Linked DNA regions of Homo sapiens: region 2 is linked to region 1. The links are chromatin loops, found by intact Hi-C in ENCODE. Cell type or tissue: prostate gland. All regions are shown on one strand. Region 1 has its middle 110 kb from the start of ITGB8-AS1. Region 2 has its middle 73 kb from the start of ABCB5.

The links. Hi-C counts contacts between places; a loop is a spot of excess contacts. Peaks named below come from ENCODE experiments on the same cell type or tissue, not always from the same donor. Only the 100,000 strongest peaks of a DNase experiment are listed, where the experiment ranks them.
Region 2: it touches region 1 in a loop (1.8-fold over the local background); 1 of 110 quality-filtered maps calls a loop at or near these places.

Annotation. Positions count from the first base shown.
Region 1 is chr7:20,439,250-20,444,249 of GRCh38, forward strand. No RefSeq gene overlaps it. Among named protein-coding and RNA genes, the nearest start is that of ITGB8-AS1, 110 kb to the left of the region's middle. In prostate gland, no CTCF peak of the experiment used is centred here; DNase peaks (open chromatin) are centred at 1,683 and 2,856.
Region 2 is chr7:20,539,988-20,544,987 of GRCh38, forward strand. No RefSeq gene overlaps it. Among named protein-coding and RNA genes, the nearest start is that of ABCB5, 73 kb to the right of the region's middle. In prostate gland, no CTCF peak of the experiment used is centred here; a DNase peak (open chromatin) is centred at 2,794; H3K27ac peaks cover 410 bases.

The DNA of each region.
Region 1 (5,000 bases):
GGAATTTCTACATGCCCAAAGTAAACCCAACTCTCTGGGGCTTAGTGGGGTGTTTTTTTTTTTTTGGTGTTCTGAAAAGATTATACTCCTATTTATTTGGTTTGTTTGCCTTCATTGAAATCCTGCCTTCTCCCTCAGACTTGAGGTACCAATAAAATAATGGTACAATATACATAAAAAGAGCATCTGGACAAACAGGTATGCCAATAGACAGCCTAGGCCGCATGTGTGAATAAGTAGATCATATGAGCCATCTGAGCTTCTTTAGCTGGGTTTCTTATCTTCCAGGAAAAATAAAAGGGGGCTAGTGATACAGAAGGGCTGGGCTTCCAGCCAAACCTCACCCTTAAGCCTGGAACTGCAGCCCTAAGTGAAAACGGCTAATCCCGTTTTTCCGCCCAAATATTGCCTTTTTGGCCCAACCTGCCGCTATCCTGTGCTCATTAAAGACTTCAGCTAGCAGAGTAATACAAGTGGCTGAGCGACAAGCAGAGAAGCAACTGAGTGTTGGAGACTACAGATAGGCATGGCTAACCTCAGATAGTGTGTCTTCGCAGAGGAGCCTGGCCAGAGACAGCCAGGCTTCAGGGAAAGATTACCTTCCCATCCCTTTTCCAGCCTCTCTTTCCACTGAGAGCCAGCCACTGCTCAATGATGTCTTCCACATTCATCACCTTTCAACAGTGAGTGTGACTGATTCTTCCTGGATGCTGGACAAGAGCCCAGGTGTCTAGAGGGCAGGGGCTGCCCCCTTGACCCTCTACTGAGCTGATTGGCACTTAGCTGTCCCTGGATGGCAGAGCTGAAAGAGCATTGGTTGTAAGACGCTTGGATGCTGCTGCTGCAGTGCCCGCATAGAGCCTGCTCCCTCCAGAGAGGAGTGACCAGCCAGTTCCAGCATTTGTTCGCTCTGGTTCCTACAGTTGCTCACTCACACACTCCCTCCCGCAAGGAGTGGCCAGCGACAGGCTGAGTGGAATAAGCCACTCCAGGTGCTGCCCACAAAGGGGTCAAGGGAACTAACCCGTCTCATCTGCTGGCTCACCCAGGTTATGTCAGACAAGTGAGCTCATATGGAAATGTCTCTCTTTTGGGTGAAAGGAACGTTGGTTTTGTGGCTCTGTTTCCCTTCACAGAGGTCTAGCTGTTGACTAGGACCAGAATATGGTGCTGAGGAACCGAAGGAATCTGGCTGAGGCTACTCCTCAGTGTTGTTGGAAGGTCCCAAGACTGAACTCTGTCCCCGACCACCCTAACAGGCATCGGCCAAGACCCTCAGACTTTGCTGTGGTATCTTTGTATCTTTTCTTCTTTCACGGCTTCAAACTGCTCCTATCTCTTCTTTAACAATGTTAAACTGCAGATATGTTAGCACACCAGCGCCTGCGAAGCCTTTCCTCCCATGACTGAGGGGTCCTTATCAGGTGAGGGATACACTGATTAAAGGAACCCATTTCCATAGAGCAAGAAGGTCTTTCCCCCGGTCTCCTTCCTTATGCACTTTAAGCTGTTTTTTTTTTCTTTTCTTTTCTTTTCTTTTCTTTTCTTTTCTTTTCTTTTCTTTTCTTTTCTTTTCTTTTCTTTTCTTTTCCAAGTGAGAGGATCCCCTTCCCACCTCAGCACTCTGCTTATGATTGGGAGGCAACAGAGGAGCGACCCCTGCTGGCTGAGAACTGCAAATTTGGCAAGACCCATCTAGGACTTAATCTAAATGAATCCGCGCAGCTCCTGAAATAACTTTTTGTCTCAAACTAGATTCCAACCTTCAGATTGAAGCCCTAGAAAGGAAAACCAGATCTGAGGGCTCCAAAGCCAGGCAAAAGACACAGTGTAAGTGGGTGGGACTAATTCCTGCCGATTAAACCACTGCTTCATGGAAGGAGGTCAGGCTCCAAGGCATAAATGAGGCCCAGGGACTCGAAGGTTGTCAATAGTAGGGGAGGTAGAGGCATAGGTGAGTGTGGATAATTCCTATTCTCTAGGCCCTCCCTGATTCATGGGTGCAAGCCACATTGGCACGCACGGGTGGCACCCGCCAAGGTTGCTGGGACTTGGGGATACAAAGACAGAAGAGAAAGGAGATGCCTGCTTTCTCTCTCCCTCATACCCTGGGTTATTGCTGAAAGAAGGAAGGGAATTGAAGGACCCCCCATTCCCTGTCTTTCAGAATGGGCGGCAAGCTATCTTCACCACCCTTTCAAAGCTAGGTTTGAGTCCCTTTGAGATGATGTATGGACAGCTGTTTCTCACCAATGATCTCTTGCTAGACCAAGAGAACTCCGACTTAATTAAACATTATAACCTCTTTGGCTCACTTCCAACAGGAATTGAAACAACTGTTGGAGGCCCAGTCGCATGAACTAGGGCCACCTCTGTTCAACCCAGGGGACCTGGTACTGATGAAAACACTTTTTCCTTTTCTCCCTCTCTGGCGTAGACTGGGAGGGACCTTACACTGCACTTTCTACTCCTATGGCAGTAAAGTTCACTAAAGTAGATTCTTGGATTCACTATACCCAAATAAAGGCCTGAGAAGCTGACGGGATTACCCGTCAACCCAGAAGAGCACCCAAAGTACCAATGTGAAGAGATCGGAGACCTCAAGCTAAAAATCTCAAAAGATAAGTGTTAATAATAAACCTTCCATGGATATCCTCTTTATAGTCTTGCCTACACTTGCTGTTCCTACCTTTGTTCTGTTCTATACCGCGAGGCACAATATTGTTTTCAGAATGATTAGTATGTTTTGCTTCTTATTTCTGTAATCTTTGGCACTCAATTCTTCCCCTGCATAATACACATATTTGACCCACGCACACGTCACCTTGTAAAACTTGTTTATTTCTCTTGCCTGGAGGCCATCAAACTCCAAAGAGGCAGGCAGCTGGAGCCTCAGATGATGGCTTTCTTTTGCTGGGGATCCTTGGGTAGACCTCTGGGAGGAATGTGGCTGTCATTTTCCCCAAACAACACCCCCTTTCAGCAGGAAGTAGCTAAGACTTGTCATTGTCCATATTCTAAGGGCAGTTAGATGTGCCTCTTCAGAGAAGGGAAATGATACAGAACGTCTGGGCTCCTAGCTAAACCCCACTCTTAAGCCTGGAACCACAGCCCTAAATGAAAACAGCTGACCCTGTTTTTCTGCCCAAATATTGCCTTTTTGGCCTGCCCCACCCCTATCCTGTGTCCATAAAAGACTTCAGCAGGCAGAGCAACTCAAGTGACTGAGTGTCGAGGATACAAGTGGCTGAGCAGTGAGCAGAGAAGCAATTAAGCATCAGAGACTATGGATAGACGTGGCTAACTTCAGATGGTGCAGCATCAGAGAGGGGCCAGGCTTCAGGGAAAGATCACCTTCCCATTCCCTTTCCCACCTTACTTTCTGCCAAGAGCCACCCAATAAAGTGCCACTCAATAAAGTGTTCCACATTCATCAACTTTGTTTTTTTTTTGTTTTGTTTTGTTTTGTTTTTTTTTTTGAGACGGAGTCTTACTCTGTCCCCCAGGCTGGAGTGCAGAGGCTCGATCTTGGCTCATTGCAACTTCCGCCCCCCAGGTTCAAGTGATTCTCCTGCCTCAGCCTCCTGAGTAGCTAGGATTACAGGCATCTGCCACTGCGCCCAGCTAATTTTTGTATCTTGGCCAGGCTGGTCTTGAACTCCCGACCTTGTGATCCACCCATCTTGGCCTCCCAAAGTGCTGAAATTACAGGCATGAGCCACCGTGCCTGGCCACATTCATCAGCTTTCAAACAGTTCATGTGACCTGATTCTTCCTGGACACCAGACAAGAACTCGGGTGCCAAGAGGGCAGGGGCTGCCTTCCTGACCCTCCACTGAGCTGGTTGGCACTTGGCCATCCCCAGACGGCAGAGATGAAAGAGCATTGGTTGTAAAACACTTGGACGCTGCGGCAGGGCCCACACAGAGCCTGCTCCCTCCATAGAAGAGTGACCAGCCAGTTTCAGTGTTCATTCACTCCGGTTCCCACACTCACTCATCCACACACTCCCTCCCACGAGGAGTGGCCAGCGATTGGGCTGAGTGAAATGAACCACTCCATTTCCCACCCATGAAGGGGGTCAAGGGAACTATCTGAGCTTCTTTAGCTGGGTTTCTTATATTCCAGGAAAAATAAAAGGAGGATATAATCACTCAATTATCATTTTGGAGAAAGAGAAGGTTATAAGTGTGTTCTCTAGGAAAGAGATTTTTAGAGAGAGATTTGTATTGATGGGGTTTCCTGGTGAGTGCTCTGGGAAACAGCACCTATAGGAGAGTGAGGAAAACCAGAGGGGTCGAGAGGGGAGTTGGACTGTGAAGCCAGCAAATAAAGGCTCCCTGGTGGGTAGCACTAAAGTAAGGATGGCTCTGCAGAGTTGTTCCCGTTGGAATAACAAAAACCTTTATGTCCCTCACCCCACTGCCCAGATTGTGCCATCATTGGTCGCAAGCTGTTCCTGGAGTGCAGTGAGTCACATTGACCCAAGTGGCTCTCTTTATGAGAGGGCCATGGAGGCATGGATGGGAGGAGGCCTTAGCTACAAGTCATCAGCTCTCAATTCCTCCAGCAGCTGGGTTATGTGTACTTTGGTTCTGAAAGTTATGGATTTGCACTGCTATCCTAATTGTCCACTACAAAAGAAAGAAAACAGATTACTCTCTCTGGGAAAGCAAAGTTATTTCAAAACAGAAAACTGAGGAACATGATGGAAAAATTCTCACCAAAAATCCCACAGGAAACACAGTTAACAGATTTCGTAGAGCTATTTTCTAGCGTATCCTTTGATCAGAGAATAACATTAAAATTCCTCTCTCCCTGAGGGTGATTCTGTAAGGGATTAAACCAAAACAACTCTGGGATTCAATCTTCTGGAGATCCAGCTACATTCATTCATTCCGTTATTCAACAAATATTTACTGAATGTCTGCTGCATGCCAGGAATCATGCTAAGCATGAGACCACCTTCACAAAAGTGAGAGAAGTCTAGCTTGGCTGAC
Region 2 (5,000 bases), 100 kb after region 1:
TAAAGGGTATTCAAATAGTAAGAGAGGAAGTAAAACTGTCTCTGTTTGCAGGTGATATAATCCTGTATCTAGAAAACCCCATCATCTCAGCCCAAAAACTTAAGTTGATAAGCAACTTCAGAAAAGTCTCAGGATACAAAATCAATGTGCAAAAATCACAAGCATTCCTATATACCAACAACAGACAAGCAGAGAGCCAAATCATGAATGACTGCGCATTCACAATTGCTACAAAGAGAATAAAATACCTAGGAATATAGCTAACAAGGGAAGTGAAAGACCTCTTCAAGAACTACAAATCATTGTTCAAAGAAATAAGAAAGGACACAAACAAATAGAAAAACATTCTATGCTCATGGATAGGAAGAATCAATATCATGAAACTGTCCATATGCTTAAAGTAATTTATAGATTCAATGCCATTCCCACTAAACTACCATTGACATTCTTCACAGAATTAAAAAAAACAACTTTAGAATTCCTGTGGAAGCAAAAAAGAGCCCATATAGCCAAGACAGTCCTAAGCAAAAAGAACAAAGCTGGAACCATCACACTACCCAACTTCAAACAATACTACAAGGCTACAGTAACCAAAACAGCAAGGTACTGGTACAAAAACAGACACATAGACCAATTGAACATAATAGACACCTCAGAAATAAGACCGCACATCTACAACCATCTGATCTTCGACAAACCTGACCAAAAAAAAGCAATGGGGAAAGGATTCCCTATTTAATAGATGGTTCTGGGAAAACTGGCTAGCCATATGCAGAAAATTGAAACTGGACCTTTTCCTTACACCTTATACAAAAACTAACTCAAGATGGATTAAAGACTTAAATGTAAAACCCAAAACTATAAAAACCCTAGAAGAAAAGCTAGGCAGTATCATTCAGGACATAGGCACGGCCAAAGATTTCATGATGAAAACATCAAAAGCAATGGGAACAAAAGCAAAAATTGACAAATGGGATCTAATTAAACTAAAGAGCTTCTGCGCAGCAAAAAACACTATCATCAGAGTGAACAAAGAACCTACAGAATGGGAAAAAATTTTTGCAAACTATCCATCTGACAAAGGTCTAATATCCAGAATCTACAAGGAACTTAAACAAATGTACAAGAAAAAAAAAAACAACCCCATTAAAAAGTGGGCAAAGGACATGAACAGACACTTCTCAAAAGAAGACATTTATGTGGCCAACAAACATATGAAAAAAAGCTCAACATCATTGATCATTAGAGAAATGCAAATCAAAACCACAATGAGATACCATCTCACACCAGTTAGGATGGCAATTATTAAAAAGTCAAGAAACAACAGATGCTAGTGAGGCTGTGGAAAAACAGAAGCACTTTTACACTGTTGGTAGGAATGTAAATTAGTTCAACCATTGTGGAGGACAGTGTGGCAATTCCTCAAAAACCTAGAAACAGAAATACAATTTGACCCAGCAATCCCATTACTGGGTATATACCCAAAGGAATACAAATCATTCTGTTATAAAGATACATGCACATATATGTTCATTGCAGCACTACTCACAATAGCAAAGAAACAGAATCAACCCAAATACCCATCAATGATAGACTGGATAAAGAAAATGTGGTACATACATACCATGGAATACTACGCAGCCATAAAAAGGAATAAGATCATGTCTTTTGCAGGGACATGGATGGAGCTGGAAGCCATCATCCTCAGCAAACATACACAGTAACAGAAAATCAAACACCATATGCTCTCACTTATAAGTCAGAGCTGAACAATGAGAACACAAGGACACAGAAAGGGGAACAACACACATTGGGGCCTGTCAAGGGGGCAGGGGGAAGTAGAGTATCAGAATAAATAGCTAATGTGTATGGGGCTTAATACCTAGGTGATGGGTTGATAGGCGCAGCAAACTACCATGGCACACGTTTACCTATGTAAAAACCTCTACATCCTGCACGTGTATCCCAGAATTTAAAATAAAATATAATTAAATTTTTAAAAATTGTCCCTATTTTTTTATTTTTAAGAGAGTGAACTTTAAAGGAAGTCGTGGGTTACTGATGTTCCACTGACACAGTCATTTATTGAAAATGACTGGAAGTCTGCGCACTTACATGCTCTGGGCCTCTTCCTGTTGTCTGTCATCTGCTACATGTCAAAACTTGTTATTTAATCAGAGCTAACATATCCCTTTCAGCCATGCAACTGGATTCTAGATTTGACTTTGTCACAGTATTTGGAAAGATGTCTCTTTGTTCTTTCTCTGCAGTCTTTATTTAAGCTATCTTAGCAATTATCCTCTTGGTTTCACAATAACATCACCTCTACATATGTTCTTTGTGATGAAAATAAGTAAGACCTGGTGGAAAGAAACTGAGATTATTTTCACCCAAAGACCTAGATTTGAGTGTTGATTTTGCCACTTATTAAATCCTGGGTATGTTTTCTGACATCCTCAAGCCTTGGTTTTTTTACTAGTAACATGGAGAAAATAGCTAAACTCACAAAATCATTGAGAAGATTACAGGAGAGTATATGGAAAACAACTTAAAGTAGTATATAAATGTAAATAAATATGTGTATGGAACTATGTAAATATATATGCAAATACATATTATCATTTAGTTTTGCCAAATAAAATGTGAAAGAAACATCAGACTCAGGAATATCAACATTGCAAACCTAGAAAGACAAAAAGTGCAAATTTTGCAGGGCTTAACTTAAAAGTTTCTAGAGGACAAACACTTGTGTTGGTGGAAGGCCATGGTGTGACAGGACACACAGGCTCGCCTGCTGGAGAGCTTTTATGAGCCTTGGCAGCACAGCATAAGAGAACAGATGATTCAGATCCTCTTCTTGTGAAATCCAAATTATGTATTAATAGAATATGTGCTGTGACTGTTTTCCTTGATACAAATGTAAGGTAATAGTCTCAGAATTTCAGATCTAATTGCTTTGTTTTGGATTCTTGTCATCTAAATTTAATCCTAAAAAATGCATGCTTAATTGGATGATTCTTCATCGTGTTGCTTTTTTGTTTTTAATCTACACACAAGGGGTCAGAGTGTATATATTAGAAGTTATATTAAATATTTTAATTTTTCATATAAGACCTTCATATAAAATGTATTTTACACACACACAAAAAAGAGGGTATTCTAAAGCCTCACTATGCCAAGTGTAGACTATAATCCAGCAGCAGCAGCAGCATCACCTTGGAGCCTGTTAAAAATGCAGCATCTCAGGCTCTATCCTAGACCCATTAAATCAGAACCTGTATTGTAATAAGAATCCCAAATGATTTATATATGCATCAACTTTGAAAATAACTGGTTTTGATCATCTAATAGTTAGGTTTAGTTCAGTTGTTATGTCATTTGTTCTATCCAACAATATTGACTTTCTCTATAACTGCGATAGAAATTAGGAAGTTTCTCCTTTTGGCACTTACACTTTTTTTTTTTTACCCCCATACCATGGAATGTGAAGGCATTTGTCTTTGGGTCCCCACTACCTCACCAAGCCTCCATTCTCTCCCTTTTCATCTTCCTCTTCCCTCCCAAGCTATGTTTCAGATGTGCTGCAATACTCAAAGCTTACATTCAGAGGTTAAGTGTACACTACGTAGGGTCCCAGTTGGGTATTCAGTTTGACTACAGCATTGCTCAAATATGGTGATGCTAGGAAGATTTTTAGCCAGGAAGATGTTGAAAAAAGCAGCTAAAAGTGGAAAATATTTATGGCTTCATTAAGATTGGCCTGAGGCACCATGGAACATTTTCTCTCTTAATCTTTTTTCATTATGTAATCTGTTCATGGAATTCCTAATTCTGCATGACATGCCATATGAGTAAATGGGTTTTGCTTATGGATGTAAAGATGGAAATTCAATTTAAATTTAAGGATAAATAAAGAGAGGGAAGAGAAATAGAATTCCATAGAATAGAATGGTAGTTCCCCAGAGGATAGGGGACATAGAATAGGAACTCCAGGTTTCAATACTTAAAGAAAGTTTTGGGGTGCCAAGGGGTGAGAAAACAGTTATGGAGATTTGGGCAAGATTGAACCCCGAAGATCATCATTCAGAGATATGAGGAATCTGGGCTCTTCCCTTAGCATACAAAGCAAGTCTTTCAAGGATTTTTGCAACATGAAATGAGTGCACTGGTGATAGGCTTGTACCATATTTTGAGTTTAGAAATGAAACAGTATTCAAAGTAATAATTTTTAAAGCATTTAAATAGGAAAACACTCAGAACTATATTGCTAAAAACATAACCGTTAAGATATCACAGAAGCCAAAATATCACAACATTATTAAAGTCCCAGCAAAATAATAAAAAAACAAAAAAGAAATATTTTGAAAAATAATAAGAAACAAACAAACAAACAAAGTCCCAGCAATTTGACTTGAAAATATTTTGCCATTGGTAATTACAAAGCAGCTTAAATTCTGAAGCTTTCAAGTGCAAAAAGAAAATAAAAAGTGTTTTTCAAATTGCAAATTAGTATAAACAAATGGAAAGAATGACCAAGGATGACTACATATGCCTAAGTATGAACTCACTATAATTAAGAAAACTCATAGCTTTGTGAAGAATTCTATTCTTGAAGCCATCGATTACACTGTAAACTAAAATAGAATTTGCCTTTGAAGAAGTTATTTCAGCCCTCTGAGCCTGAATTTTCCTTTTTATTTAATGCTGCTTACTACCCCCCACCTTGCCGGGCTTAATTCATAGGAGCTAATGACACAATGGTCCTTTTTTCTGACCAACAGTCGAATGGGGACCTTTTCCTCTAATTTTTGAAAAGTATTGCAAAGGCATATAAATAAAATATATTTATCAAAGTATGTAAGGAATTATCTTTACCAAAAAGCATAACATTACATAAAGTAGATGTTCAGAAAAACCCGGATAGTTAATCACTTTTACTCTAGTCTTTGAAGTCAAATAATTGATGCATAACTGACTGAAACTGTTTGATATCATTAGGT